7 separate regions of the Homo sapiens genome follow, and all the other regions are linked to region 7. The links are chromatin contacts, found by Hi-C or POLR2A ChIA-PET in ENCODE. All regions are on one chromosome and are shown on one strand. Each heading gives the region's core, a stretch centred on a gene start or an enhancer-like site at or near the end of the contact. The rest is flanking DNA. Distances are from core to core; before and after follow the strand shown. Region 1 holds the start of ARIH1 (ariadne RBR E3 ubiquitin protein ligase 1). Region 2 overlaps TBC1D2B (TBC1 domain family member 2B). Region 3 holds the start of SKIC8 (SKI8 subunit of superkiller complex). Region 4 holds the start of IREB2 (iron responsive element binding protein 2). Region 5 holds the start of ADPGK (ADP dependent glucokinase). Region 6 holds the start of TBC1D2B (TBC1 domain family member 2B). Region 7 holds the start of SIN3A (SIN3 transcription regulator family member A).

Region 1 (3,070 bases), core at 533-3,032, 3.0 Mb after region 7:
TTTAAGTTAAACAAAAAAGAAATAATACTGATAAAAGAGGCAATAGTAACTTGCTGCTCATATATGTTTCCTTCCAGGTTTTCTAAAAATTGCACTGAATCAAGCTTCATTTTTATTCTTCAGCCATATCCCTGACTCCTCAGGAGAACTGAGGTTTTTTTTTTCCCCAAATGAAAACTTTTGAGTTTCTAAAGCTCAAAAATGCAAAATCTGACGCACATGGTTAAATGAGATGTGGTTATCAACTTACACCAAGCCTAACTTACCACAAAATAGAAAATATCAGAGAAAGGAGTTCACAAGCAGAAAACCTCTGCTTTCTAACTCACAATAGAGTCTTGTCCAATATTAGACAACACTGCGTTTTGTTGTTGTTTTAGCTACAAGGAAGGGTATGCAATATGCAGTAACTATTCCAACAGCTTCAAGCAAGTCATCTGCTACGACTAGAAAAAGTAGCAATTAGGTCCCAAACAGCAAAGACATAAAAAAGATGTAAGCAGAAGCCTCACCATCTGAAAAGAAGGCCCATCAGCACCTCTTCCGAGAAATACTTCCCTTCCCCCACCTTTAAGTAGGCACTTGAGACTGCCAAGATCCATTTCTTTATTAACTGGTGCCCACTTGGGGCAACTGTACACCAAGCTGCTCTTAGGCCTACTCTAATCCCTTCCAAAAGTGCTCAAATGAGGCTACGGCCGGGGTAAGTCCCGTCAGGGCCCAATTCTTCCTGACTCCTCTTCTCCACCCCACCTCCTCCGCCCCGCCCCAGTAGGCGATCGCCCGGCCAGAGAAAGGACACCCGGCCCAGGGACTGGCAGAAATTGCCCGCAAGAGAAGGCTTAGGCGACCGAAGGCCTCCGCCATAGCAGGACTTGGGAAGCACCGCCCCCAGCGCACCTCCCCACACCCGGCTAATCGGCGAACCTCTGCTTTCGACACCCTCTATCCCCAGCAGAGGCAGCGGAGAAGACAAGGCCGGGAGGCACCGGGCTAGGCTGCGCACCAGGCCCAGGCCTGTCCCTCGGGACCGCGCGTGCCGCCTGAATCCGCTCCCCCGTCGGGCCCGGTCCAGCTGGCGCGGCGGCCACCCTCACCTGGATGACCTCGTTGACCTCCCGGATACATTCCACCATGTGTTGTAGAATCTGCTCGGCCGTGAGCACCTCGTAGCGGTAATCCTCCTCCTGCTCATGCCCCGGCCCGCCACCACCACCGCCGCCGCCGCCGCCGCCGCCACCGCCGGGCCCCAGAGCGCTGCCGCCGCCACCGCCCGTCTCCCCGCACAGCAGTCCGTCCCGCTCCCCGCCGACGCCCAGCCCGGGCTCCACCAGCTCCACCTCGCCCAGATCCAGGGTATCATCGTCCGGCTCGTCGTCGTCTTCGTCCTCCTCCTCCTCGGCGCCGCTGTCCTCCTCACTGCACTCCTCGTCCTCGTCGAACTCGTAGTTGTAGCCCTCGTCCGAGTCCATGGCGCGACGCGCGGGGGCCCGGCGGACGCTGGCCGAGGCGGGGAGAGGGCGGGGACGCCGAGGCCCCGGCTCTCGCTCCGGCTCCGGCTGATGTCCGGACGCAGGCCTGGCTCCGGCCCCGCGAGCCGCGGCTCCTCCCCAGGAGCGGCGGTTGGCGTTTGACGGCTGGTGGCGGCGGGGAGGGCGCGGAGGAGGGAGGGAGGGAGCGAGGGGGCCGCTTGCTGCCCGCCTCAGTCAGACGCGGCTCCGCTCCGGCCTCCGAGAGAAAACAGTCCCCAACGCCACCTCCACGGCCGCTGCTATCGCTACTGAGCCAACAAAGGGGCGTGCGTCACCGCGTCGCGCTGCGTCGTCGCGTCACTCCTCTTTGCGTCACTGCGCCCCGCCCCACCGCCCCTGCGTGGAGCCCGGGGAGACCCCACGGCCCGGCCTTCCTGGGCCTGGGACCCGAGGGGAGCCGAGCGGGAATTGCTTTCCTGGTTCGATCCGCTGCCGCTGTGAGGGCCGAGCGGAAACCCGTAGACCTTTTATGTGAAGAGATTGCGGCCTCCTGGTCACCAGTCACCGAGAGAGGGACCCCTGGACCGCCTACGTGGTGGTGTCTGCCGCAGGCCATAGGGATCCAGCCCACTTAGGCAGTCCCTTGGGGACGCGGCCTTCCCTCCGGAGCGGAAAGGCGCTTCCCGCCCGCCCTGCGGTAATCCCGGAAGCCCTCAGCCGTTAAGCTAAAATTTCTGTTGCTTTGGCTACTGATGGAAACCTGTTGTAAGTGGAACCTCTAAACTGTATGACAGGTGAACCCACTTTAGGTAGCTGTGTGATTCTGTCCACTTGTACAGACGTGCAGTGGTTTTTAAGTCTCCTATAATGACGTCATTTTAAAGAGGCATTTCCTCCACCCCGCTGACAAGAGCGCCTCTTGAGGGCCCTAAACAATGTAAACAGCGATGATTTTCATGAATTGAGCACTGTGTAAGGGCTTTACATATATTCTGTCTCATCTTCACGGAGCCATAGTACCCATTTTATACCTGAGGAACCTGAAGCTCAGAAAGGAAAAGGGACCTGGCCAAGACCACATAACCCTTGCCCTATTTTAACCGCTGGATGCCCCAAAACATGAATCATAAAAATGCTTTGTAATGTAGATATATTATGTACTATGTAGTACATAAAAGACATGAATGCTTCAACAAAATACAGGCAATAATAGAAATATCTACAAGGGCCAAATGTAGCCAGAGAGATAATGCTTGAATCTCATCTGAAAGTGTGCTATGTGAGCTGAGTGTTGATGAATGGCTAGGAGTTCAACAGAGAAGGTAGGGAAGATGGTCTAGCCGCAGAGAACAAGCAAAAGCGCAGAAGGTGTCAAGTAAGTAATAGTTTGGGGAGCTTAAAGTGCATGGAGGGTACATGGCAAAATATTAGGCAAGTTAGTCAGGGGTCATGTCAGTTAAGAGCATTTTATGCCTAAGAGTGGGCTTAAATCTTTGCAAACAGGACATGCGAGCCAGAGAAGTGTTATGAAGGAAGAAGAGGCATAAGAAGGCTCCCTCTTGAGATAATCTGAAGAATTGGCCAGATTGAAAACCTTT
Region 2 (2,927 bases), core at 295-2,794, 2.6 Mb before region 7:
CTGACTGCAGGGCCAGCCTTTCTACTACACCTAATGATGAAGCACTCATGCCTAGATAGTCATGCTTGGGCAGACTTGCCAAGATTGACAGGTGTTTGTATACACTAGGAAGGTATTCTCAGATCATTCCACTTGTAATTCTCTAGTGTTTCTTAGGAAGACTTTAACCTTCAAACATTGATTTCATTCTATCCTGGATTCATGGCATTTCTGTAACTCAGGGTAATCCCTGGCCATTTGCAGCATGGAGATAACCTCTAGAAAGAACAGAACAACAATTATTTGCTGCCCATCCTACCCCATTGCAAAGACTGTGGAGATGGGACTGTTTTTTGGCCCCCACTCTTCATACAGGGAAAATAACACATCCAGAAAAACAAACAAACAAACAAAACAGCCTCCTGAGCTCTGAAGTAAGGTCTAAAAAGCCCAGGCCATTGTATTAGTATTTTTGGAAGACACACGGAGCGTACATTAAAAGGAGTAGACAACAGTAAGGACTAGTTCTAACAGTTTCATAAAGAGATTTCTTCACTTCCTAAAACCCGTGGGACCCTCTGCTCAGCAGAACACAGGGCTGCATCCGAGTTGCCTGTCCCACCAAGGATGGTGTTGGCACGTGTGGCTGATTTACTCCAGAAACAAAGGCATTCTTAGATGAATTTTTCGTCTCCAAATTTGTCAGTCTTGTTTTTACTTGTCCCAGTATTTTTCAGCAGGTTAACCCTCTTATCAGTGATAAATTACTATATATGCTTTGTACCTATTAATATGTTTTCTGTGAGAGTTTTTGAGTCACTTTCACGACTGTCTTAGCGCTCTGACTATTCCAGGTTCTGAGATCATGCCTTTATTTTCAACTTTATGCGCCCTTATGTTTCGTTCAGAGTCGAGTCACTGTTAACTGAGTTGTTTTGAAAGCCACTCTTATAGTGCTTTTCACTCAAAAGGAGCTCCTAACTGAGTGTCTCAGTCACTTGGAACATTTGGAAACCCTGTGGGAACAGGCAGGGTTCATGAGCATAGCCAGTGCCTTTGGCACAGGAGGTGCTTGATTTGCCTCAGTTCCTTTGTTCTGAGGGCACCAAGTGCTTCTTTCTAGCAAAGACTCAGGGATATTAAACCGAAAGGAGGACAAAGAAGTAGTGCCTAGCCCTATAGTCTCTTTATAACAGCTGTCCTTCCTCCTTCTAAGCCAAAATGCTGTGATTGGAGAGCCAGAGAAAACATCTGAAGCCCATATTTGTTTCTCCTCCTTTGATATGGGGACTCCAGGTATGGAATTTAGCATTTGAGTAAATGCCACCTGACATTTACTCATTCATTCAGCAAAGTCGGCACTCAAGATGAGCTTTGTCCCTCTCCTCACAGAATTTCTAGTCAAGCAGGGTGGTTGTGCAGAGAAAAAATGAGAGAAATGTGAGGGAAGGGTGCATGCTGGTACCATGGGCTGTAAGTGGGCTGTGCATAGTTTCTGGCAGTTAGGGCCTCTCTGAGGAAGTGCATCTAAGCCAAGGCCTGGAGGATGGCCAGGAACTAGCTAGGTAGAGAGGAGGGGAGTCAGATGACAGGGCTGAACTGCAGTGCCTTCCCAGAGCTGCAGTCAGGATGGCTACTGGCTGGAAGCAGTTGTGGGGAGTGAGCTGAACCTGGGGGCACACCTGGGACCCAGAGCCAGAGCTGGGGGAGAGCCTAGACTGCTGGTCTTGGGATTTTGGACTTTAACCTAAGAGCAGTGGAGTGCCTTTGAAGATTTTATAGATAGAAATGACTGTAACATTAGACTTCTATTAATTTTTAGATAGCTTCGAAGAACAAGGAATGAAACTTTGGGCCCCAGAGCAGTATGTGAGGCTATAATGGTTCAGGAAGTCAAAAAATCTAAAGCAGGAAGTCAAGAAGAAAAGGCTGTATTTTAGCCCCTTTTGTTTTATCGTCAGAGATAAAATCTGGTTCAAAGATAAATTGTGATGTGTTATATGGCAGTGCTCTGTGAAGTTTCTAAAGCCATGCTTGTTGTTATCTGCTCAGCTTAGCCTACTCTAGTAAGAATTAAAGAAGAATGTTTTTATAACTGATTTGCATTAAAAATAAAACTTTTCCTAGTATTGTCTCGTAGTCACCCAGTTGTTTGGAACATTTTGATTTGTAGTCTAGTGGGCATCACCCATCAGGACCCTCCTAGCACCTAAAGTCAATATGGAGAAAGATATAGGGGATTAACGTTTTGCACTGATAGCTAGTTGTATATCTTAGAAGGCAGCTCTACCTGGTGGAAGAAGCCCTGTGGGCCTGTGAGTCTTGGGGATATTTACTAGTTGTCAGACTCTAAGTAAGTCACGTATCCTGTAGTACAGGGTTAGGAAACTGTGGCTCTGGGAATTGAAGTTTGTTCACCCCTCTTCATAGTTGTTATAAAGATCAAATGGGAAACTGCATTGTTAAGTGTAAAGAGCCATATGTATGTGTATATACACATATATATTGTATACATATATATGAGATGATATCATTTTGAAAGGGTTAGCATTATGTTTAGTTGTAATTAACAGGAAACCTTACTAATAAGGACTTACACATAGGGAGTAATTTGTCTCACATGATAAGCAGTTTGTGGCTGGCATAGCTACTCACTAGTGCCACTGAAGGGCCCAAGCTGTCTCTGACTCTGTATTTTCCATTGCTAGAGTGTATTAGCTTTCCTGCTCATGCTAGCTGCCCCTGGGGGTGGCACTTACATCAAAAGGAGAATGCTTTCCCAGAAACCTGTGGCTTATGCATCATTGGCTGGAACTGTCATATGGCCATTCCTAGCTGGAAGGAGTCTGGGAAGCCAAGTATTTTAGCTGAGCATATGGCCACGATCAAAACCAAGGTCTATAAGTAAGGAAAAGCTGGATTGAATATTCATTAAGGAGCCAGCACTG
Region 3 (3,170 bases), core at 253-2,752, 2.8 Mb before region 7:
GCACTCCAGCCTGGGTGACACAGCAAGACTCAGTCTCAAAAGAAAAAAAAGCCCCCAAAGATGAACTTCACCTAGTTGTAAGTGGTCTAATAGTCCTCCGTCTCTCTCTCTATATATATATTTGAACTTCAAAACTAGTTTTTTCGAAAAATATTTTTTAGAGCCAGGGTCTCACTCTGTCACCCAGGCTACAGTGCAGTGGCCCAATCATAGCTCACTGCAGCCTCAAACTCCTGGGCTCAAGTGATCCTCACTTCTGCCTCCTGAGCAGCTGGGTCTACACGTGCACACCACTGCGTCTGTAACTTTAAAATTTTTTGTAGAGATTGGGTCTCGCCATGTTGCCCATACTGGTCTTGAAATCACGGCCAGAAGCAATCCTCCCCCCTTGGCCTCCCAAAGTGCTGGGATTACAGGAGTGAGCCACCACATCTGAGCCACAGGGCGGCCTCCATAATGGGGCATGAGCCTCTTCCCATCTTTTTTTGTTGTTGTTATTCGAGACAGTCTCACTCTGTTGCCCAGGCTGGAGTGCAGTGGTGTGATCTGTGCTCACTGCAACTTCTGCCTCCAGGGTTCAAGCGATTCTCCTGCCTCAGCCTCCCAAGTAGCTGGGATTACGGGCACATGCCACCACACCCGGCTAATTTTGTTTTTGTTTCTGTTTTTTTTTTTTTTACTTGAGACGGGGTTTCACCATATTGGCCAGGTTGATTTCAAAACTCCTAACCTCAAGTGATCCACCCACTCCGACTCCCAAAATGCTGGGATTACAGGCATGAGCCACCACACCCAGCCCCATCTCTTTTTTTTTTTTTGAGACGGGGTCTAGTTCTGTTCCCCAGGCTGGAGTGCAGTGGCGTCATCACGGCTCAATGTAGCCTCAACCTCCAGGGCTTAAGCGATCCTCCTGCCTCAGCCTCCCAAGTAACTGGAACTACAGGCATGTGCTAATTGTTTTTATTTTTAGTAGACACGAGGTCTCTCGCTATGTTGCCCAGGCTGGTCTGGAAACCCAGAGCTCAAGCAAGCCTCTCACCTCGGCTCCCAAAGTCCTGGGATTACAGACGTGAGCTACTCTGCCTGGCCCTCAAAAAAAAAAAAAAAAAAAGTCAGTTGACAACCTATTAAACTGATATCTGTCACGTTAATGGGTCATGACTAGCAGTTTGAAAGACAAAGCTCGATTTCACTGAATTTATTTCAGCAACAGAAGTTATTAGCTTTAGTCCAATCTCAAAAGTACAAAATGAAATTGCAACACAAACCTCTAAACCTGCAGTTGCCGGAAGCTAAACGTCTGCGCTTCCGGAAGCAAATTTCCAACTACCACTCCTCTGGAAGCAGGACCTGGCTTCCTCCCTCCTCTCTCCGCCCACCCTCGTCGGCGTCTGCCCCGCGCCCGCCATAGCGACGGCAACGGGCGCTGCGGAGTGCTCCGAGCCGTGAGGGCGGGGCCGGCGCGATGCCCCGCCCCTTCGATAGCTCATCTTTGCGCGTCGCAGTCGCGCGGAGCCCGGCTTCCGACGTGCAGCCTGGCAGTGCAGTGGTGAGTTGGAGCGCAGGGCCGTTGGGGATTGGGGTCATTAGGGCCGTTGACAGTCCAGGCCAGAGGGCGAGTGAGCGAGGTTGGGCCCGAGGCTGCCTGTAAGCAGGTCCGTTCAGGGATGCTCCAGGCCCTGGGGCCTGAGGGTGGCTTCCATGGCTCCATTTGCCCTGGCTGTTCCTCGGTGTACGGGGCCTGAGGGGAGTGGGGGAGGCCCGTGGGTGGCCTCCTTTTGCGTCCTGAGAATGTTCTGGGCAGTATCGAGATTAGGGCTGGTTTCTCTGCGGAGGAGATCATTTATCCGTAGCTGGGAGGGCTGTATTAACCGAAGTTTTCCAGTAGTGGGCCACGCTGTCTTAGGTAGCGTGCTGGACAGATACAGACATCACTGGACGGGTACAGACAGAGGCTGGGTTCGCTTTACGCCAAGTACCGTGCAATACTGTGGGCTGTTGACTTGCCTGAGTAGTTTCATAGAGGCATCTGTAGTGTTCCTTGGAAACACTGAGTCAGTGATGAATTCTGCCTAGGAAATTTAGGGAAAAGTTTCCCAAAGAGAGAAGATGGCAAGAGAGGGCTAAGGTCTAAAGTCTCTTAGCTCTGACCTTCATAAGACCCTGAAGTAAGAGGTAGTGTATCTTGGTAGCCTATACTATAGCTTGTATCCACCTTTTAGTGTCCCTTGGGGAAGCTTCCTTAACCGCTTCTAAGCCTCCCTTTTCTTACTAGAAAAGTGGAACTGATAATAAAAAAATAGTAGTTCCCCCCTTATCTGCGGGGTGTACGTTCCAGTGGATGTCTGAAATCTTGGATAGTGAAGGACCCTGACTGACTTACCGTGGTTTGACTTACAATTTTTCAACTTTACATAGGTTTATTGGGAAGTAACCCCATTGTAAGTTGAGGAGCATCTATACTGTGTTTTTTCTCATACAGATTACACATACATACCTGTGATTACTTAGTTTAATTCGTAAATTAGGCACAATAAGAGAATAACAACAATAATAATAAAATAGAATTATAACAGTGTAATAAAATGTATGTGAATGTGGTCTCTCTCAAAATATCTTACTGCACTCTACTCACCTATTTTTGGACTACGGTTGACCTCTGGAACTGTGGAAATCAAAACCTCAGCTAAAGAACTACTGTACCTAGTAAGCGGGGTTATGAGGTTTCAGTGAGCTAAATCTTTGTGTATTACTTAAAATAGGACCGGATTCATTGTACATCCTCAAATGTGCACTCATTGATAGAATCACACCCTTGTCTTTTGGAGCCCGGGTTTTTGGAAGCTGGCTTACCGCAAGCCTTCCTCCTTTTTTTGTTTCTATCCATTGCCAAATGTGAGGCCCAGAATGACAGGGAAGAGGACAAGCCTGTGCTTCAGCAGGCAGAAGGCTGTGCTGAAGCAGAGGTTGAATACCATTCCCATTAGCCAAACTGGCTTGAGCACTTTCCTGTCTTTCCTACCCTGGGCAGAAAGAACCCTGTTCATGGGTCACAAATGAATAAAACACTACCAACCTGTCTGTAATCCCAGCACTTTGGAAGGCCAAGACAAGAGGATCGTTTGAGGCCAGGAGTTTGATACCAGCCTGGGCAACATAATGAGAACTTG
Region 4 (2,949 bases), core at 132-2,631, 3.0 Mb before region 7:
AATTTTTAATTTATTTAATTTTGATTAATTTAAAGTCACACAGGGCTAGTATCCACCACACTGGAAAGCATAGTTCTAAACCATAATTTGTCAAGTAAAAACTAGTAAGATAATTCACTCCTGAAATGTGATAAGAATACCTGGAAAGGGACAATAAGAATGATTTAAATAATCCACGGGGACGTTTTGGAAAGACATGTCTTGAAAACTGCAGAGACAGGAATTTGTGAATTCCACAATTAACATTAGAGGGACTGATTAAAAAAAAAAACTAAAAGACGGATTTTTACAGAGCATTCAATAAACCAAAACAAAAAAACTTCTCAGTTAAGTCCTTACCAGGGCTTAGTACTGAAAATAAAAGTAACAGAATCTCTAGGAAATTAGCATATTCTACCCGAAAGAGACAAGTCTTCTGGTTTTGCACGAACTGAAGCTGAACTACTAAGTCAAAGATCCAGAGGTCTCATTTAAACGTGCCTCAGCTCCCAACATTCTAGGGGGCAGTGGCGGGGAGGCAGCCCTGAGGTTGAAAAGAACCTTCAGATCTTTTGTGCAGACTCATAGCGGTGGGTGGCCAGGACCCTCAACATTGTTAAGGCTTTCATCCAAAAGGAGAAAACATAAGCACAGCCCATTTTCAGAATGAATAGTATTTTTTTCTCTTTTTTTTTTTTTGTAGAGGGAGGTGGACGGGGGAGGAGACAGCGGTGCAATAAATGGTCGGAGAACTGACTGACCAATGTTCAACCTTGACTGCCCCTCATTCGGCTTCCAGAGGCACAGAGAGACTGAGGGGCCTTAGGCTGGACCGTGGAATCAACATCTAGCTGCGTGAGACCCGAACACGGAGACGCAGGCCCCCGCCTTCATCGCTCGCCAATGGGGGGCGGGCAGGAGAAGACGGTGGGCCTCTCCCTGCCCCTGGTGTTGCTGACGGGGGCCAGGAAGCCGCTGGCAGCAGGCAGCGGCCACCGGAGAGAGAGGGGTGCGGGTCAAGGCCAGCGGTGGGGTGGCCCGCCCTGCGGGTGTCGCGCAGGAGGGTGGGGATCGGGAGCCCCAGCTTCCGCGGCCTAGGCTCAAAGGGCGGCCCAGCAGGCAGGCCCCGAGGGGAGCACAACCCGAGCCCCGAGGGCCTGGGCGCCTGCCGAGCGACTCCAGGCGAGAAAAGCAAGGAATTCGGCGCCTAGGCAGCGCGCGTTTCCAACTGCCAGACCCAGCTCGGAGGCCCGAAACTGACCTGCTTTTGGGGCGTCCATCGCCGGAGACCATATTATCCCTCCGGGGAGGGGGCCAGCGGGGGAAGAAGGGGGAGGCCGGGCAGGGAAGACGGGGAGGAAGACAGGCGGACTGGCAAGGGAGGAAAGAAGGAAGCAGGCTCGCGCAAATATCGCGAGAGCAGCAGAGCCAGCCCCGGGTCTGCGCTCGCGGGATTTGTCGCCTAACTCCCGCGAGATCGTCGGACAGGAAAACAAAGAAAGGGAAGGGGCGGAGCTAACCAGAAAGCGATTTCTCGCGCCGTCGCCGCTGTTCTCGCGAGCGGGGGCGGAGCGCTGGGGAGGCTCCAGTGGGGGCGTTGGCGTGGCTAGTTTGGCCTTCGCAGCGATCCGTTACTTAGTTGCGGCCTTAAGTTTTCTATTGGGGTCATGAATTCGAGCGGTGTTTGCGTTCCCGCAAGGTGTCTGTTGGAGTCAGGGTCGGAATCGGAACTGCTAGGAGAAAGAGCTCAAGGAGAACCGCTTTCCCCTAACTATAAAGCCTTGCATTAACTTGTCAGACGTGGGCGGCCCACACGCGTGTTTTCAAGTGGGGGCGGCCATACTGATCGGGCGCGTGGGAGGCGCTCAACTGTTGAATGAATGAATTTTTTCTTACCCTCCGGTAGCTTCCGTGATTGCCGACTTCTTCCCAGTGGCAGTTAACACATGCTTAAGCCTCTCCATCCTTCCGCCTCAGCTCCTCCGGTCCCTGTGTTCTCCACCTACCCAGCATTATCTCCTGTCGCAGCAACTTACCAGAAAGAGTCGCTCATACTCGGCTCTCCCCCACCCACTTCTTATCCTCTTCCAGTCTGGCTTCCACTCCCAGAAATGCCTTTAGCCAAGGCCAGCTATAACTCCACTTTCTAATCTCACATATCTCAATCTTGACTGGTTCTCTCCCATTGTTGAAAAATACTCTTCCATCAGCTTCTGTGACTTCAGACTCTACTTTTGTTTCTTCTCCTAAGGGTGCTTGATCTCAGGCTCCTCTGCAGACCTCTTCCTCCGCCCAGCTTTTAAATGTACTGGGCACTTGATGGGCACAGTAGCTCATGCCTGTAATTCCAGCACTTTAGGAGGCCAAAGTGGGAGGATGGCTTGAGCTGAAAAGTTCAAGACCAAACACAGCAACGTAGTGAGACCCTATCTCTACAAAAAAAATTTAAAAATTAGCTGAGTGTGGTGGCATGCACCTGTAGTCTCAGCTACTCAGGAGGCTGAGGTGGGAGGATCACTTGGGCCCAGGAGATTGAGGCTGTGGTGAGCCATGATTGCACCACTGCACTCCAGCCTGAGCAACACAGCAAGACCCTGTCTCAAAAAAAAATATATTGGACATTAAATGTGTCCCAGGGCTCTGGCCTTGTACCTCCTCCCTCTGTCCATTTTCCCTGGCCCATCTCACACTTCCTTTGACTTCAGTTATTAGTTAATATGTTGATGCTTCCCAGTCTGCCTGTGACCTGAGCCTATCTCCTAAACCCGGAGGTGTATATCCTAGTACCCATGGGATGCCTCCACATCCCAAGGCACCTCAAACTAAAAATCTCCAAAACTGAACTCGTCATTTCCCTCCTTAAACCTACTATTCCTTTTGTATTGCCTGTATTAGCGAATGGCGCCACCATCCACCTGGTTGCCCAAGCCAGAAATCAACACATTATACCTGACTCCTTCATCCACTCCC
Region 5 (2,989 bases), core at 442-2,941, 2.7 Mb after region 7:
TGTTTTGTCTCTGTGACTAAATCAACAATTCTGGCAAATCTAGAAAGAAGCAGAAGAATTAGGTGCAAAGTGCTGGAAGTTTAGCAGCCTCTCGTGGGAGCAAGAAAGCCCCAGGCAGGTTTCTGTCCACATCACTTTAATGTGGAGCACTCTCCTAGTCCTCTAGATCTGTCTGTTCTATCACCTTCCCACAGTTCAGCTTCCTGTGCTCCCCAAAACTTCACCTTGGAAACATATTTAACTGGTTCTGACCTTTAGCCTTGTGTGACTTTGTGGGTCCACAGCCAATATCAAATAACTACAGACAACAGAAACTTGGTTAAAATTCTCAATAGAGGGAAATGATCGCTGGACAGTCAGCAGACTCGCTGTTTTCAGGTCAGCTGCTGGCTCAGTCCCCTCTGGGTGCCAGGGAAACCTGACAGCTGAGGGTTGTGAGAAGAAGCAGTTTCTCTAGGAACTGACTGACATGTCTCCCTAAGGAGAGAGAAGTGACAGGCAACTCTAGGGAAGATGGCTTTCATGGCTTCATAAAGATCTGACTGGCTCTTTGGCTTCTTTTCCAAGGTAGCCCAAATCTGTTCCTGTGTGAATATCTTTGTCGAAAGGGATGGCATGGTCAGGTAGGCTGGGTAGGATGAACTGCGGGAAGGTAGATGACCAGGATGGGGAAGTTCTGATGAGGTGGGGCTGAGGAGAATGAAGACTAATGCCCAAGATCAAAGTTAGGGAAATAAAGTTTCGCTGCCAAGTCCAAAGGTCAGGGTCACAGTGGAAAACTGGACACAAAGCCAAGGTCAGGAGCCGAGAGAATTGGAAAAGTGGAAACAAACCAGGGAACAAGACTAGGCCGGGCATTGTGGCTGATGAGAATGAGCTGGTACCCAGCCTAGCTTCACTGTCTCTCAACCTAGCCTCATGCACAGAAAAGTATCAGCGAAGAGAGGGCTGGGTTTAAGTGATGTCACCAAGGGGGAACAAAAGAAAGCAGCGTTTCTCAACCCAGGTCCATAACTCTCGTGTTGTGCACAAGATTGTGTACATTTTCCAGAGTTTGTTAAAGGGAACAGCGCCCCCAAAAGGGTTAAAGTTTGATTGTGGAATAATCTGGTTATCCAGAAGAGAACGATCTCTGCGGGCTCTCCTGTCTCGACGAAGTCCTTTAGTGGCTGAGGGTCTCGGCCACCTTCCAAAGGGGCGGAATCCCCCTGCCTCGCGTACCCCAGGGGTCTCGGCAGCGCCGCTATTCTGTGAGCCTATTCCTCTCAGAAGCGCCGAGCACTAGGCCTGGAAGAGGACAAGTCTAGCAAATGAGGGGACACGGGCGGAGGGAGGGATTAAAAGATGGGGGTGTGATCCGTGCCAATGGGGACACCCACTGGTTCGAATATTAACGCGAGGTTTGTCCGCTTCTTCACAATCTGTCCGTTTCGTTTTACTGCGAAAGCAAATGTGTTCCCATCCCTCTATTTGGGGATACGATTAGAGTTCCGGGAAGGGGGTGCAGCGCCCGGACTGGCACAACCGCCGTTGTCCCACCTCCTCCGGGGCGGCAACACCGCAGTGCCAGGCCTGGGACTGAGGCGTGGGGTCCCCCCTCGCTCCGTCCTGGCGCCGCCCGTCGCCCCGCCCCTTGGGGGGCCCCGTGGCGCACCCTTGTGACGTAGCGCTTGTGTCGACATCGGCGCGCGCCGAGCCCGGAAGAGGCGCGGGCTAGGAAAGGAGTTGGTTCGCGCAGGTGCGGCGCCTGGGTCCCCATGGCGCTGTGGCGCGGCTCCGCGTACGCGGGCTTCCTGGCGCTGGCCGTGGGCTGCGTCTTCCTGCTGGAGCCAGAGCTGCCAGGCTCGGCGCTGCGCTCTCTCTGGAGCTCGCTGTGTCTGGGGCCCGCGCCTGCGCCCCCGGGACCCGTCTCCCCCGAGGGCCGGTTGGCGGCAGCCTGGGACGCGCTTATCGTGCGGCCAGTCCGGCGCTGGCGCCGCGTGGCAGTGGGGTGAGTGCCAACGGGGCCTGGGTCTCTGAGCCTCCGAGGTCGGCCTTGGAGGTCGGGCGGAGCCGCGCAGAAACAGGGCTTCTCAGAGGTCCCCGGGAGGCGCTGCTGTCCGCGCTGGCCCCTTGGCGAGAAGTGTCGGACGTCTGAGTGGAACCCGGTTCGTCACCGCTGCTCTTTCCACTCGGCTGGCCTCTGCGCCTTTCTCTCATCCCGGTAGGACCAGCCCTAACAGCTTCTTGCTAATCCCGCTTTGTCTGACACCTTTCTCCGAGCCTTCTTCCTCGTTCCAACTTTTAGCCCCTTCTCTTCTGGCGACTGTTGTTTTGCAATCAAAGATACTTGACCTTACCCACTATGACAACACTCTTCCTCTTTCTTCTGAACTTCTTGAAGACGCGTGATGTCTGCCTTTACCCACTTTCGAAACGCCGTGTAGTCTAGAAACCACACGACTGTACTGCAACTCCTCTCAGATTTGCCTTTTTGAATCTTCATTATCTACTCTGCAGCCTTCCACGCATTGAACACGCCCTTCTCCGTGAAATTCTTTTCTTCCCCTGACTTCAGTGACACTGCATATTTAAGGTTCTTCCAAATGACACTACCTCCTTTCTTTGTACTTTTCCTTGGGAATGTAATTATTTTCTTTATAGTATTGATACTGTAAACACTAACTTTAGTCCCTGTCTCAGTTCGATTTGACTTTCTTGCCGTAATCTCAGAGTTATGTATAACCACCACATAAAAGCAGGCCCTCTACCATGTAGCTCACTACTTTCTGTGGAGTGTTGGGGCCGGGAGGGGTAAAGTAGAGCAAACTTGGCCTGAAGATTAAATGACATCATTCATGTAATCTCTCTAGCATAGTGCCTGCTTTAAAAAGCATTCGATATTAGCTATAATTTTGGGGTTTTTTTTTTTTTTTTTTTTTGGACACAGGGTCTCTCTCTCTGTCGCCTAGGCTGGAGTGCAGTGGTGCAATCACTGCTCACTGCAGCC
Region 6 (2,956 bases), core at 14-2,513, 2.6 Mb before region 7:
CAATGCATAATAATCAAATCAGGGTAAGTAAGGTATCCATCACCTCAAGCATTTATCCTTTGTGTTACAAACAATCCTATTATACTTTTTTTTTTCTTTTTAGACAGAGTTTTGCTCTTGTTGCCCAGGCTGGAGTGCAATGGCGCAACCTCGGCTCACTGCAACCTCCACCTCCGGGGTTCAAGAGATTCTCTTGCTTCAGCCTCCCGAGTAGCTGGGATTACAGGCATGCACCACCACGCCCAGCTAATTTTGTATTTTTAGTAGAGACAGGGTTTCTTCATGTTGGTCAGGCTGGTCTCGAACTCCCGACCTCAGGTGATCCACCCACCTCGGCCTCCCAAACTGCTGGGATTACAGGCGTGAACCACCGCGTCTGTATTATACTCTTTTGGTTATTTTTAAACGTACAATTATATTATTTTTGACTGTAGTCACCCTGTTGTGCTAGCAAATACTTGGTCTTATTCATTCTTTCTCTTTGCTTTATTACAAAGCAATAGATTTGCCTTCTCAGGTTGTGAGTGTTCAAATAAGTTAGTCTATAAAGCACTGATAAATACTAGGTGCTATTTTAAGCGGTAATCATTTACATGTCATCACGGCATTTATACAACATAGCACACATTACTTTTATCTGCTTTCTTGTGTGTCACCTCCCTGCCTTACTAGAATATAACCTCCACGAGGGCAGGAGAATGATTGGTTTGTTCACTGCTGTATCCGCCAGGGCCTGGCATACAGAACCGTACCCGGCATTCAGAAGGCGCTCAATAAATATATGTTGAATTCAATAAATGAACTGAGGTCTGGAGAGGCAGGAAACGCTTTGGCTTTCATGAATTCTGCAAATATTTACTGAGCACCCACTCAGCACCAGGCAATAGGCTGTCTCATTTTTACAATATTAGCTTGAGACTCTGGCAGGAGGGAGATTTAAATATCAAGTTTTTAGAATAAGATACACAGTGTGAAATGCAGTTTTAAGCGGACACTCCGCTGGGTTTTGAGAGATGCACACTCCCATGTACCTACACTGCCATAAAGAAATAGACCATTGCTTCATCCGGCAGGGCGAGGACTTGGAGCCCAGGTGGCACGAAGGCAACTGACCCGCGGGGTGCTGGTCGCAGGACCCTGCCTCCGGGGGCTGAGGGGGCAACGGCCGGCGGGCGGGCGGGGGCGAGACTACAAGTCCCAGGGTGCTTTGCGCGCCCGCGGGCCGTGCGGAGCGAAGGGGCGGTGCGGAGGGGGTAGGGGGCGCAGCGGCCGCGGCGCGGAGGCGCAGGGCGCGGGCGCCTACGGTTGGCGCGCGGTAGCGATGCCGGGGGCCGGAGCCCGGGCGGAGGAGGGCGGCGGCGGCGGCGAGGGCGCGGCGCAGGGGGCGGCCGCGGAGCCCGGGGCGGGTCCGGCGCGGGAGCCAGCGCGGCTGTGTGGCTATCTGCAGAAGCTGTCGGGCAAGGGCCCCCTGCGTGGCTACCGCAGCCGCTGGTTCGTGTTCGACGCGCGCCGCTGCTACCTTTACTATTTCAAGAGTCCGCAGGACGCGCTGCCCCTCGGCCACTTGGACATCGCGGACGCCTGCTTCAGCTACCAGGGCCCCGACGAGGCGGCGGAGCCGGGCACGGAGCCGCCCGCGCACTTCCAGGTGCACAGCGCGGGAGCCGTCACGGTGCTCAAGGTGGGACCGCTCGCCCCAAAGCCGCCCGCGCGCTTCCGCCGGCGTCCCCTGCCTCCGCCACTGGCTTGCGCCATCCACCCTCCTTCCTCCAAGGCCTCCTCGCCCCTGCCCACGTCGGCCTGCCTTTCCCTGCTTCTCCACATCCCGCCCTCGTTCCTATCTCCTCCCCACTATCTGGGCTTAGGCCAGTCTCGCTGGGGCTACCAAGCCCCGTCTCCTTTCTCAGACACCTTGACCCATTATCTCCCTCTGCGCCTAACCTCGGGCCAGTCTCTGGTGTCTCCCGACCCCCACCATCCCGTGGATGTCCTGTGCAGCCTTCCCAGGCATCCGTGAGCGTAGGCTTCTACCCCTGGGGCCTCCTTTAGAACTTTGCCTATGGCCTTGGTACCTCAGTGAACCGCTCTGGGCTGCAGCGGCCTCCTCTGTAAAATGGGATAACAGTAGTATCTACCTCATGGGGTGTTGGGATTAAATGAATTATACTTTAAACTGCTCAGTAAATGTCAGTGCTTTTATTTATTTGTTTATTTATTCTTTTTGAGACAGGATCTTGTTCTGTTGTCCAGGCTGGAGTGCAGGGGTGCGATCTCGGCTCACTGCAGCCTCCATGCCTGGGCTCAAGAGATCCTCCCACCTCAGCCTCCCAAGTAGCTGGGACCACAGGTGCGGGCCACCACGCCTGGCTAATTAAATTTTTTTTTTTTTTTAAAGAAACGGGGGTCTCACTATGTTGCCCAGGCTAGTCTCGAACTCCTGGGCCGAAACCATCCTCCCCATCCAGCTTCCCAAAGTGCTGGGATGCCAGGCGTGAGCCAGAGTGCATTTAGCACTGTAGACAGAAAGAGTCAGATGGCAGGGCCCTTAGAGACAGTCCACTACATTTTCCTCCAGAGTGGACGGGGATGCTCCAGCTAAGGTCACACAGCCAGTAGGTGGCAGATCCTGTGTTCTTCCTCCTTGCTTTGTCCAGGATGGGTGGGAGGGGGTCTTTTCAGCCAGTTATGCCTTGCTCCTTTGAGGCTCCCTTAATCCTCCAGTGGACAGACAAAATGAGAGATACAGTGTAGAAGCAGGAGAGTAGAGTCAGGAGTCCTGGTGCTGAAAGGCCTCCCCTGTCCTTGGGAGTTCTGGGGGACTAGACTGTCACCTCCTAGGGGCCCACCTGCTTTGAGCATCTGGAGGGATCTGGGCCCAGGCCTGGAGCTGGGTATCCTTTTTCCAGGCTTTGCTCCCTGCCTGGTTTCTGTGAGTCTCCACCCTCACTCTCACTCC
Region 7 (3,327 bases), core at 281-2,780:
CCTGCTGCCAGAGCTCGTTCCTGGCCGTTTCCGCTGGATTGCAGAGGGAGGACAGTGTTGGACCTAGGCGTGGGTTCCCTGGGCGTGTCCCTTGGGGTCTTAGCTCTCTGGGAGGAGGGTTCTACTTATTCGGGAGAGCGGTAACAACGTAATCCCGTCACCTCTCCTGGCGCTGAGAGAGCGCCCCCCAAAGTAAGATCAGCGTCAGGCCCACGCCCTATTTGGTGAATAAATAAAAGCAAACTAGGAATTGAAAGCACTTTGTCTCACTGTGTGTTCGAGGCACTGTTACCTACACAGAGAGGGCACAGGAACTGCTATTAACACTCCCGGCCAAGGAGAAGGTGAACAGCCGTTATCTTATGTCCCCAACTACGGAAATTTTATCCATTCTCTGAGTGTGGCATGTCCCCAATGTTAATTTATGCCGTGGCCTGTTTTGGTGTTTTCCTCTCCTTTCTCAGTTCTGAGGATGCCTCCAGATCCACCCGGGAGATCGTGAGTACCTTGTGCCTCACGCTCCGCCTTCCGGAGGCTTGCCAGGGCGGTGGCTGTTAGAGCCCGCCTCTCTTTTGGTTATCTCCGCCCTCTTAGGACTGCATATTCAGCTCTAGGGAGTTTACTTCTCCGCCTAGGTCTCCAGACCTTAGTTCTGTACTCTACTTGGCTGAAAGGAGTTGCCAGCTGCTCCGGATATTTGTGTTTACAAGGACGCAGTGTGTAGAATGTAAACTGTAAAGATAACTGGACGGAAGGATGAGTTCTCATTCTCTCATTTTTTTTGTGAGGGAGTCCTCCATGGTGGGCTGCCTTTCCTTCAAATCCTAGGATGTGGAGTCTCCGCTGATGAGCTCCGCTCCCCCTCCTATCTCGGGCCCTGGAACTCCGAGCTTCAGTCTCTAGTGTAAACATTCCACAAAAGGACTGCTAAGGTTCAGCCTCCTCGCGCAGGGTGGAATTAGCTCCTTCCTAGACGGGCGCCCTGGCCAATGGAGGGTCCTACCAGCGCCAAGATATCCAATCCGACTCTTGGGGCGGGGCCTGGCCCGGCAGTGCGGTAGGCGGAGCCTGTTTCACTTACAGACATTTTACCCCACATCGGTTACTTACCTTACTGGGGCGGTGGGAGAGCCAGGGGTAGCCTTCCAATGCGATGACCAGCGGAGGCGGGAGCCAACTTGTTAGGCCTGTGGCTGAGACGCTGCAGGGCGGGTTATGTGGTGTCCTCCAATGAGACAGGAAGAGCTTCCCTGCTTCCTCCAATAGTGTTGGGGCTCGGGGGTGGGCTTCAGCAGTCCGTCTCCAATAGGCGGGGTTGAGTTAGGGAAGCTCCCCGCCAATAGGGGCGTGGAGAAGGAGAGCGGCTCCCCCTCCCCTACCAGTCGAGGGGGAAGGGGCGGGAAAATCATAAGACAGGCCTCGGTGGTTGGCTGAGTCTTTGACGGGCGGGTATTGCGTCCTGTATTGGAACGAAGCTGAGTCTTCCCTCTGCGGGGCGGGGTCGGGGGAGTGGGCGGGATTTCCCGGGTAACAGAGAAGCGGCCGCGGCGGTAGAGGCGGCGGAGACGGTTTCTCCATCTTCCCCCCTCCCCTTCCCCCCTCGGAGTTTCCCTCCCTCCCTCCCTCCCTCCTTCCCAGTCTGGGCACCGGAGCCTGTGACCGCTTCGTTAGTGGAGAGGTAGCTGGCAGTCCGCTTCGGCGGGCCTGTGCCCCGCGCCGTTCTCGGGGCCTCCCTGCTGAGCTCGCGGCTCACGCTGAGAGGGACACGCAGTGACGAGCGGCCGAAGCAGCTTTGCGGTGAGAGCACGCTGGGCCGGGGGCCGGGCGGGAGCCTGGTGGCGGGTAACGCCGGACTCGAGGGTGTGTATTTTGGGGGGGGGGGGCTGACCTCCTCGGCTTCCCGTAGAGCAGACGGGCGGGAGGTGTGTGGTTGTGTGAGGGGGGTGGGGGGCGGAGCGGGGTAGCTCTCCGCGCGGGAGGGGGAGGAGAGCGTAGTCCCGGTGCGCGCGGAGGGGGGCGGGCTCTCGCGCCGCCGCTCAGAGGCGGGGCCGGCGCGCGCGTGCGATTGTGGAGAAAGGGGCGGGGCCGGCTTCGCGCTGAGTGCAGTTTGCGGCCGACCACCCCCTCCCCTCCTCCTGGGGTGGGCGGGGCCTCGGGCTGGCGGCCGCGCTCTGGCCTGCTGGGGTCGGGGAGGGGTAGGGGGGGGTCTCCCGCGTGTAGATTCAGGGCGCGGCAGGGAGGGGGCGTGAAGTCTGAGTTCCTCCGCCTTCTTGGGATCCGGTTGGCCGGAGGGGCCGTACTGATCCGTGATGCCACTCCCCTTGGCCGTCCCCCCCTGCACCCCGCCCAGGCCCCGGGTTTCCGCCTCCTTGGCAATGAGGAGGTGCTAGGGAAAGCCCGCTGTCGGGTCTGGCTGGGAGTCTCGGCGCCTAGATCTGCCCCGCCCTATGTCTCCGTGGGGAGGGAGGGGCACCCGCCGACTGGGAGCTGTGGAGGTGTCAGGACTTACTCTTGTGGCTGGGTCATGCCTTCTGCCTGGGGGCACAAGGGCCCTGTGCCGGAGCTGCTTTCTCCGCTTTGCTCCATGCAGCGTGTCTGGCACCGTGCAGCCAGGAGAGTGGGAGCATGGTCACCCCCACTCCCCTCTTGGTTGTAACTATTGGGGCGAAGTGCCCAAGGTCCTCTTGTAGGAGCGTGCGTGGCTGGTGCTGGAACCCTAGATCCGCGGTGGTGATGGTAGGGGAGGGGCAGGGAGTCATCAGAGACTAGAAATGTGGCGGAGGGAAAACCTTCCCTGGGGTTCCCTTGATGTTCAGTTACCGTGGCTGTACGGGGCGGGGCTTCCTTTGAGCCAATGGGTGGTGGGTAGTAGACTTGGCGTCTGTTTCGGTGCGTTAGGACTTTAAACGAAGTTAGCCTTGAAAAGGCAGTGGAAGCTCCTCCTCTTTACAAGGCTGAGATTTATAACAGGAAAGTTTGGATTTACATTTTAATCTCAAAACTGGTCTGTTTATAAAGTAGGGTTTGTTTTTTTTTTTTAAGAACTCAGACTTTGAATAAAATACTCCGATATCTCTGACAGTTGTATTTTTGAATGCTTTCATTGTGCACATGGTTCTGCTATATAAACTTAGTTTCCTGGACGGGCGCGGTGGCTCATGCCTGTAATCCTAGCACTTTGGGAGGCCGAGGCAGGTGGATCACTTGAGGTCAGGAGTTCGAGACCAGCCAGGCTTACATGGCGAAACCCTGTTTCTACTAAAAATACAAAAAAAAGCTGGGCGTGGTGGCAAGCGCCTGTAATCCCAGCTACTGGGGAGGCTGAGG

What was found. A loop is a pair of places that touch in the nucleus more often than their neighbours do. ChIA-PET counts read pairs that join two places held with the same protein, here RNA polymerase II (POLR2A). Pooled maps may share reads with other maps.
Region 1: a loop to region 7 is called in a map of CD8-positive, alpha-beta T cell, with 9 times the contacts of the local background. The contact joins the promoter of ARIH1 here to the promoter of SIN3A in region 7. A Hi-C loop is called at or near these places in 2 of 168 maps with a recorded cell type or tissue (CD8-positive, alpha-beta T cell and naive thymus-derived CD4-positive, alpha-beta T cell), 3 of 37 single-sample maps with no recorded cell type and 13 of 50 pooled maps. POLR2A ChIA-PET finds 5 or more read pairs at or near these places in 2 of 52 experiments (A549 and activated CD4-positive, alpha-beta T cell).
Region 2: a loop to region 7 is called in a map with no recorded cell type, with 7 times the contacts of the local background. The contact joins the enhancer-like site here to the promoter of SIN3A in region 7. A Hi-C loop is called at or near these places in 3 of 37 single-sample maps with no recorded cell type and 8 of 50 pooled maps.
Region 3: a pooled map shows a loop between it and region 7 (11-fold over the local background). The contact joins the promoter of SKIC8 here to the promoter of SIN3A in region 7. A Hi-C loop is called at or near these places in 6 of 50 pooled maps. POLR2A ChIA-PET finds 5 or more read pairs at or near these places in 4 of 52 experiments (GM12878, OCI-LY7, T-cell and 1 more).
Region 4: a loop to region 7 is called in a map of naive thymus-derived CD4-positive, alpha-beta T cell, with 7 times the contacts of the local background. The contact joins the promoter of IREB2 here to the promoter of SIN3A in region 7. A Hi-C loop is called at or near these places in 1 of 168 maps with a recorded cell type or tissue (naive thymus-derived CD4-positive, alpha-beta T cell), 4 of 37 single-sample maps with no recorded cell type and 11 of 50 pooled maps. POLR2A ChIA-PET finds 5 or more read pairs at or near these places in 1 of 52 experiments (CD4-positive, alpha-beta T cell).
Region 5: a loop to region 7 is called in a map of naive thymus-derived CD4-positive, alpha-beta T cell, with 10 times the contacts of the local background. The contact joins the promoter of ADPGK here to the promoter of SIN3A in region 7. A Hi-C loop is called at or near these places in 1 of 168 maps with a recorded cell type or tissue (naive thymus-derived CD4-positive, alpha-beta T cell), 2 of 37 single-sample maps with no recorded cell type and 8 of 50 pooled maps.
Region 6: a loop to region 7 is called in a map of CD8-positive, alpha-beta T cell, with 9 times the contacts of the local background. The contact joins the promoter of TBC1D2B here to the promoter of SIN3A in region 7. A Hi-C loop is called at or near these places in 1 of 168 maps with a recorded cell type or tissue (CD8-positive, alpha-beta T cell), 2 of 37 single-sample maps with no recorded cell type and 4 of 50 pooled maps.

What each region holds. Positions count from the first base shown.
Region 1 is chr15:72,473,042-72,476,111 of GRCh38, reverse strand. It overlaps ARIH1 (ariadne RBR E3 ubiquitin protein ligase 1), which reads right to left and starts at 1,782. Exons shown (of 14, transcript NM_005744.5): 1 at 1,098-1,782. The coding sequence starts at 1,472. It overlaps TMEM202-AS1 (TMEM202 antisense RNA 1), which reads left to right and starts at 1,873. Exons shown (of 4, transcript NR_135678.1): 1 at 1,873-2,237. RefSeq lists enhancers at 659-868, 2,319-2,418 and silencers at 1,419-1,648, 1,691-1,887, 1,739-2,078.
Region 2 is chr15:78,050,833-78,053,759 of GRCh38, reverse strand. All of the region lies in intron 2 of TBC1D2B (TBC1 domain family member 2B), which reads left to right. Among named protein-coding and RNA genes, the nearest start is that of TBC1D2B, 25 kb to the left of the region's middle. Within about 2 kb of position 1,544, at least 18 of the 41 ENCODE cell types and tissues checked have a DNase peak (open chromatin) inside an H3K27ac peak, as active enhancers do.
Region 3 is chr15:78,297,941-78,301,110 of GRCh38, reverse strand. SKIC8 (SKI8 subunit of superkiller complex) reads left to right here and starts at 1,502. Exons shown (of 11, transcript NM_025234.3): 1 at 1,502-1,549. RefSeq lists enhancers at 1,105-1,194, 370-1,336, 1,435-1,784, 1,337-2,304.
Region 4 is chr15:78,436,648-78,439,596 of GRCh38, reverse strand. It overlaps IREB2 (iron responsive element binding protein 2), which reads right to left and starts at 1,381. Exons shown (of 22, transcript NM_004136.4): 1 at 1,241-1,381. The coding sequence starts at 1,259. RefSeq lists a silencer at 927-1,166 and enhancers at 1,637-1,696, 1,767-1,846.
Region 5 is chr15:72,782,460-72,785,448 of GRCh38, reverse strand. It overlaps ADPGK (ADP dependent glucokinase), which reads left to right and starts at 1,691. Exons shown (of 7, transcript NM_001365225.1): 1 at 1,691-1,990. The coding sequence starts at 1,758. It overlaps ADPGK-AS1 (ADPGK antisense RNA 1), which reads right to left and starts at 2,614. Exons shown (of 3, transcript NR_040107.1): 1 at 253-2,614. RefSeq lists enhancers at 1,166-1,375, 1,426-1,485, 2,246-2,315 and a silencer at 1,536-1,995.
Region 6 is chr15:78,076,018-78,078,973 of GRCh38, reverse strand. TBC1D2B (TBC1 domain family member 2B) reads left to right here and starts at 1,263. Exons shown (of 13, transcript NM_144572.2): 1 at 1,263-1,681. The coding sequence starts at 1,322. RefSeq lists silencers at 978-1,027, 1,178-1,387, 1,588-1,787.
Region 7 is chr15:75,449,893-75,453,219 of GRCh38, reverse strand. SIN3A (SIN3 transcription regulator family member A) reads left to right here and starts at 1,530. Exons shown (of 21, transcript NM_001145358.2): 1 at 1,530-1,797. RefSeq lists enhancers at 1-85, 115-646, 876-925, 2,636-2,765, 2,193-3,112 and 1 more and silencers at 1,566-1,665, 1,886-2,385.